Linked DNA regions of Mus musculus: region 2 is linked to region 1. A link is a contact called in ENCODE POLR2A ChIA-PET data. All regions are on one chromosome and are shown on one strand. Each heading gives the region's core, a stretch centred on a gene start or an enhancer-like site at or near the end of the contact. The rest is flanking DNA. Distances are from core to core; before and after follow the strand shown. Region 1 overlaps Mllt6 (myeloid/lymphoid or mixed-lineage leukemia; translocated to, 6). Region 2 holds the start of Rpl23 (ribosomal protein L23).

Region 1 (3,493 bases), core at 248-2,747:
ATTCTGAGTCTTTCTACCTGTCTGTAGGCTCCTGGAAAGGTAGGGCCAGCTTCCCAGGTGAGCTCAGGGAAGCAAAGCAGGAGGGAAGAGTTACTGGGGCAGTTGCCACAGCAACATCACCCTGGAAACCTGATACCTGAAACTCCTGCTAGGATGCCCAGTGCCCTGCCAACCACGTGAGGGAGTGGAGGTGACTGTCAGTAATGGTACAGGAGGGAGTGCTTTCTCCAGCCCCTGGGGGACTCTCACTAATCTGTTCAGGCTGGGATTATCACTCACTGGTCAGGGTAGGGCCTGCCTGTTGCTCATTCAGATGCTACCCACTACTAGAGCCCAGCCTGCTGAGAACAGTGGTGTGAGTAGGAGGGATTCCAGGGTGTAGCCAGAAGCCTGGTCACACCTCCACTCCCACTGGCTTGAAACAGAATCTAGATTTTTCTCCTGGTGTTTCTCTGGGTTTGGTAGAAATTCACCAATCCTACAGGGCTGGGCTCTCAGAAGCCTGAGGACCACACACTTGCTCTTAGAAGTCACGATCCCAGAGATGAGCCCCTGCCTGGACAAAGGTGCCCATACGGCAGCTAGCAAGCAGAAAGGCACCCCATCTCACCCCCGTCACCCTCAAGAAGTGTTGAGGTTTGCTGGGCAGAGCAGACCCTCTGTGAGCTCAGCCGGGTGGTGGCAGCAGAGGTAACATCAACCATGGGCTGAGAGAGGACACCTATTAACAGGCCACTGTTCACCTTAACCCTTCACACCTCAGGCTTCCTCACCCCCAGACCAGCACACCCTGCATCCTGAGTATAAGGAGTGGTACCTTATCAGCAGTGGGAACCGCAGGCGGGGCGAGGACGCTGGGGGGGGACTCAGGCCGCTTCTTGTGCTTCTGTTTAAGGCGTTCTTTGTCCTTTCGACTCTGGGGGAGCGAAATGTGACCAGATACTGATACAGGGGTTATCTGAAGGAGGTCAACCATGACATGTGGGTGTGGAGAACTGAACCCCTCTTAGAAATGGGGCTCAGCAAGTGCTCTCAATCTACAGAGGGATGTAAAACTCCAGCTGGACAGGAGTGGCTCAGACAAGATCCTCTGAGAGCCAAGAGCCCATCCCCCACTCTCCCTCCTGCTAAAAATAGCCTGTCCCATTATCGTGCCAGTGACAGAGCGAGAGAGACACACACACACACACACACACACACACACACACACACACACACACACACGCTCGAGAGAGCAGGCACTCACAGGAGTATCCCTCCTGGAATGCACGCTGAACCAAAGTGGGCACTCTGTGGGATGGGCACAGGCCGACAGACTGGAGATGTAAACATGTAGGGACACAAACTGGAGGTGGAGGACACTGTAGTGTCATGAGGAGAACTGGAGAATACACAGACAGAGAAGCCAGGTCCCAAGCTCTGTGCCTCAAGCTGTGCTTCCTAGGCCACCTCTCCAACCTCAGTGGCCTCAGAAGGCTGAGGCGCCTGGTGGCGGTCTCTGGAAAGAAGCCCATGAGAGAGCGGGTCTTCACCTTCTTCTGGCCCTTCTCATGGTGGGTAGGGTGCTTCTCCGGCTGGGTGGATGGCGAGGCTGACCGGCTTCTCCTGCCGCTAAGGAAGCTGTTGCCGCTGCCTCCCCCGGTGCCACCTCCACCACCGCTGGCACTACTGCTGCCACCTCCTCCCCCGCCGCTGCTGCCTCCTCCTGCTCCTCCTCCTCCCCCGCTGGAGTGCCGGGATGTCTTCTGGGGGAAGAGATTGAGAGGAATTGCCAACCCGTTCTTTCAGGAGCCTAGGGAGGGTTCCTGAAGGTCGCAGGATCCTAGAAGCAACTCCTGTGCTGCTGCAGGTCCCCTGTGTCTGCCATGACACTCCGCTCAGCCTAGCTATCCTAAAGCTTCCCAGCTATCTTAACCAACGCAGCACGGATGCAGCCACAGAGGCTCAGAAGAGGCATGGACCAGCCGCAGCCCCCAACAAGGTGCAGTGGGGCTGGGGATGGGGCAGGACCTGGGCTTCTCCTTCTGCTCCACCCCCACAGAGCTCCCCTAGCAGACTGGACCACAGCCCATTTCCATCTCCTTCCCTGAGAAGCAGGGTCTGGGAAGGACACACAGGGAGCCCCTGCTCCCCAGGAGCCCCATTCCATCCTCCTCCCTCATTTTCCTCTGTGCAGCTGTATAGCAGAAGCCCTGCTGCCCTGGACTGGGGGCTGCTGGCAATGAACACCAACCTAAACTACACTGCGTCCCTGGAACTGCTCTCATCCCAGGCTCACAGCTGCGCCCTAAGGTCACCAACCTCCTCCAATTGCCACAGCCTGTGATTAACTTCAGGCCTCCTCAGGCTCCACTCCTACCTCATCAAATTCTACACCTTCTCTTCCATGTCTCTTTCACATCTGGACACCCACAGAGACAGCCTCTGCCTGCACCCACCATCTGCCCTTGCCACTTGCCTGGGGACTCCCACCCAATCTGACATCTCCATTTGGTGTCACCTGCAAGTGCAACTGGACAACTGCCCTAGTCCTAAGCTGCTCCAAGACTCTAAAGCTTGACAACCAGGTAATGTGTGAGCAACCCAGGTCACTGTGGGAAAGGAACTATTATCATTGCAGCAGGCAACAGGAACAAACCAAGATGCTCCGGAGTGCGCCTCTCCCTACCCCGTGATCGCTACAGCCTGAATCTTAGCTCAAATTCACCTTGCCACCTCTGGCCACTCTCACGCTGCTCAGCCAGGTCCACCTATGGTGACTCCAGCATCAGCCTGTCACCCGCCCCCATCCTCCCAGCTGTCTCTCTCCCCAGCTCCATGGTTGCTTGCCAGGGTAATCTGCCTGTAACACAAATCTGATCTTGTTACTCTATGGCTTAGGCGCTCTCCAAGCTGTGGCCTGGGGCACAGAGTCCTGCCTGCACCCTGCCTCTGTAGATCATCACATTATGAGGAATCTCCAAGTCTGCTCAGCCATGAGACCCTTGGACTGAATGAAGCTCTCACCCCCGTCTGGAACTCATTCCACACCTGGTCCTCAACAGCCTCCCCTGCTGCCACCAACGGAGGCTCCTTTCCACCTTCCTGAGGGGCTTTCTGATCAAACTGTTTGCCCCAAATCCCACTCACCAACTATAAAACAAGCTATCTAACCTCGGGGAACCTTAATTTACCTATCTGTGAAATGGGGCACATGCAGCATACTTGGGGCTGAGGGAGAACCACACAAGTCATCAATGTGGCAAAAAGAAACTGTCCCAGGGGGCTGGAGAGATGGCTCAGTGGTTAAGAGCACTGACTGCTCTTCCGAAGGTCCTGAGTTCAATTCCCAGCAACCACATGGTGGCTCACAACCATCTGTAATGGGATCTGATGCCCTCTTCTGGTGTGTCTGAAGACAGCCATAGTGTACTCATATACATAAAAATCAATCAATCAATAAATCTTTAAAAAGAAAGACAGAAAAAGAAAAAAAAAGAAAAGAAACTGTCCC
Region 2 (3,476 bases), core at 301-2,800, 110 kb before region 1:
TTCAGATAGGGTCTCTACATTGTTCAGGGTGGCCTTGAACTTGGGATAGCATCTGAATAGGAGAGATGACAAACTATCAGGCACTAATGTTTCTATTGCAACCTGTCCCTTCACCTCTCCATACCTCACTGTCCTTTCTTCATAATACTTCTTCCCGTTTGACAACGATATACTGTATACTGGAACTCTCACAATTACTCCTATTATTTAGGTTTTTTTTAAAGATTTATTTATATTATTTATATGAGTACACTGTAGCTGTCTTCAGACAGACCAGAAGAGGGTATCAGATCCCGTTACAAATGGTTGTGAGCCACCATGTGGTCACTGGGAATTGAACTCAGGACCTCTGGAAGAGCAGTCAGTGCTCTTAACTGCTGAACCATCTCTCCAGCCCACTCCTATTATTTAGTATCTATTACCTGCCTCCAACCTCTACCCTGGCAGAGGAAAACCCATAAAGGCAAGAATAATGCTCTATTTTATTCCCTCATGTAATCTGGACAGAATCTGGCCCTGATATAAGTATTCAACGCACATTTGAATGAATGTTTCAACAGAAGGTAAGGAAAATAGGGAGAGGTTGAGGTAGTAAAAGGGGAAATTAATATTAATAAATTAAAACATGTCCAGTCGGGCGTGGTGGTGCACGCCTTTAATCCCAGCACTTGGGAGGCAGAGGCAGGCAGGCGGATTTCTGAGTTTGAGGCCAGCCTGGTCTACAGAGTGGGTTCCAGGACAGCCAGAGCTATACAGAGAAACCCTGTCCCCCCAAACAAAACAAAACAAAACAAAACAAAACAAAACAAAACCTGTCCATCTTGATTATAAGCAAGCATAAACTATCCTATATTTAAGCTTTACGAAATTTTGCACATCTTTAAGAAGCAACAAAGCCAATCAATCGGTCACGGTTAGCTGTGGGCTAAGTCTAAGAATAATTAATAATAAGGTACTGAGTTGTAGTCCGAGCGGCTGTGTGAATGTCACTAATAGAGTATTGTTAACTCTCATGACGAAAGAATGTTATGGTACCAAACACACAGACTCATCTGTAGCGCTCCACTTAATTGTTCCACAGCCAAATGAAACCATTCTGAACTTGCTCTTGCCCCATGTGTCTGTTCTTTAGGAACCCTTACAGAAGAATTTATTTTACTCATGTATTTATTTGTTTTGAGGAAGGATCTCATGGGTAGCTGAGGTGATGTTGAAATCGCCGCAATTCTCCTGCTTCAGCTCCCACGATGCCGAGATTATTGGCGAGCACCACCACACCCGCAGCAATAATTTTCGAATCCCTGTTATCCAGAGAGGGGCTTGGCCACAGAGCTCAAAAGAAGCTGTTAAGCAAATTTTAAAAAGCCAAAAGGCAATGTGTCCATATCGCCAATTACTTCCGAGGCGTTGGGTGTAGCCCCAAAATTACTCGCCCCTACACATCTTAAGCGCAGCTTTCCCACGCAGAACGGTCCCGCGGAGGCCCAGGCCTTTTACGTCATCTAGCTGCGACCCGGGGAGGGAGGCGGGCTGGACGAGGTCCGGTCACGTGGCTGAGTGGGCGGGGCCTCCCGTTCATATCCCAGTGTCCCCTGTACTAACTTCCTTTCTGACCCTTTCCGGGCGTTCAAGATGTCGAAGCGAGGTGAGGAATTTTGAGTTTGGGGATCCGTTGGCATCTGCCGCGCGGGATGGCCCGCCCATCCCTTGGCGACGGCCCCCGGCGGCGGTGATAGTTTACAGTCCCGGGGCCGGAGATAGAGAAGATGGGGGCACCGCGGAGGCCTAGAGGGAGCCCTGAAAGAGGGCGATGCCAATGGTGTTGAGCTGGTGTAGGAGCGGAGCATGGGGCCGAACGGAGAACGTGGGGTCGACGGGACTGCGCGATATCTGCGGTCCCCGCAAATGCAGACGAGGTTGGAGCCTCGCAGTCTCCTTCTTCCGCAGGAGGATGCAAATAATGGGCACGGCCGGGTCCCGTGACAAGTGCGTGGTAGCCGGGGAGCGGCCGGCCCTCGCCGAAGCGTGTGCGGTGGGTTATAGTTGGGAACTGTGAGACCGAATGTGGACCCTTGTCCTGTCTGTTTCCCTCCCCGCAGGACGCGGTGGGTCCTCCGGGGCGAAATTCCGGATTTCCCTGGGTCTTCCGGTCGGAGCTGTGATCAACTGTGCAGACAACACAGGTGAGGCCTTCGGCCGCGTCCTGCCACCGTCCCCTTTTAAAAGCACTCAGTGAGCCTTTTGCTAGTGACCCACTGAGCCGTCAAGAAGGGGCAGAGTGAAAAACACCACTTTTGGGTGAAGTGGCAACGTGTTGTGTTGTTTAACTTCAATCGGTGTTGTGACAAGACACTTCTGAAAGATTACTTACAAGCCCGATGAGTTTTACGAAAACGGTTTGTTTTGGTTTGTTTGTGTTCATGCTTTTCTGAGACTGAGTTACTTGGTGTATAGCCTTGCTGACTCTATATTGTGAATTCTGCCGGTCTCATACAAAATTTACTTTTGTTTGTTTTTTTCCTATAGGAGCTAAAAACTTGTATATCATCTCTGTGAAGGGAATCAAGGGACGGCTGAACAGACTTCCTGCTGCTGGTGTTGGGGACATGGTGATGGCCACAGTTAAGAAAGGCAAACCAGAACTAAGGAAAAAGGGTGAGCGGGGAGGAGAGCTTGTTTTTTTGTTTGGTTGCTTGTTTTGGTTTGTTTGTTTGGTTTTTTTTTTGACAGTGTTTTTCTGTGTAGCCCTGGCTGTCCTGGAACTCACTTTGTAGACCAGGCTGGCCTCGAACTCGCCTGCCTCTGCCTCCCAAGTGCTGGGATTAAAGGCGTGCGCCACCACGCCCGGCCCTGGGAGGCTCCTTAAGTCGTAGTGGAAGGTAGAAGTTCTCTGGGTGTTGGAAGATGGGATCTTAATTCTGTGGCTGTCAAGGAAGCTACACATGTGAGAGCCTTTGAGATCAATGCCTCAGCTCCCTGTTTGAGACAAGGCTTGACTTGGTAGCACAGGCTGGACCTCAGTGTTGGGCTTACAGACACGGCCACATGTCTGACTGCTGCGGTTTATGGAACACTTTGTTTTTTCTCTAATTAGGGTCTTTTCCGTCTTTCATGCTATGTAATCTGCCACTCACCTGGCTAAGTTCTTCCCCTGTAGTAGACTATGTAGTCTTACCAGAAAAGATCTTCAGTTGGTTGTCTGTCCCTAGCTGTCAGTGCAGATGACAATGTGAAATGGGTGTATTTTTGTGGGTTGTTGTCCGAACACCTGGAAGCAGACACATTGTCCAGAGGCCTTGTGATAGACACTGTACTGGGAGCTGACTATTGGTGTATTAACTACCCTGAAATGTGTTCTCATCAGGTAGATGAACAGACCTCAGAACCTCCTCTGCCTTGAGTGTTCCAGCTGTAGAACTTTCTTGGCAGGATCTCACTGTAAGCTTGGCTGTCCTTGAGCTCAGACCTACCCACCT

The links. ChIA-PET counts read pairs that join two places held with the same protein, here RNA polymerase II (POLR2A).
Region 2: POLR2A ChIA-PET joins it to region 1 with 15 read pairs in embryonic stem cell. The contact joins the promoter of Rpl23 here to the enhancer-like site in region 1. POLR2A ChIA-PET finds 5 or more read pairs at or near these places in 3 of 5 experiments (Patski and embryonic stem cell).

The regions. Positions count from the first base shown.
Region 1 is chr11:97,667,676-97,671,168 of GRCm38, reverse strand. Mllt6 (myeloid/lymphoid or mixed-lineage leukemia; translocated to, 6) reads right to left here. Exons shown (of 20, transcript NM_139311.2): 7 at 1,533-1,745; 8 at 818-916. Among named protein-coding and RNA genes, the nearest start is that of Mllt6, 6.0 kb to the right of the region's middle. Within about 2 kb of position 1,497, at least 3 of the 3 ENCODE cell types and tissues checked have a DNase peak (open chromatin) inside an H3K27ac peak, as active enhancers do.
Region 2 is chr11:97,780,513-97,783,988 of GRCm38, reverse strand. Rpl23 (ribosomal protein L23) reads left to right here and starts at 1,550. Exons shown (of 5, transcript NM_022891.3): 1 at 1,550-1,645; 2 at 2,100-2,183; 3 at 2,527-2,655. The coding sequence starts at 1,633. It overlaps Snora21 (small nucleolar RNA, H/ACA box 21), which reads left to right and starts at 2,223; the gene lies at 2,223-2,350.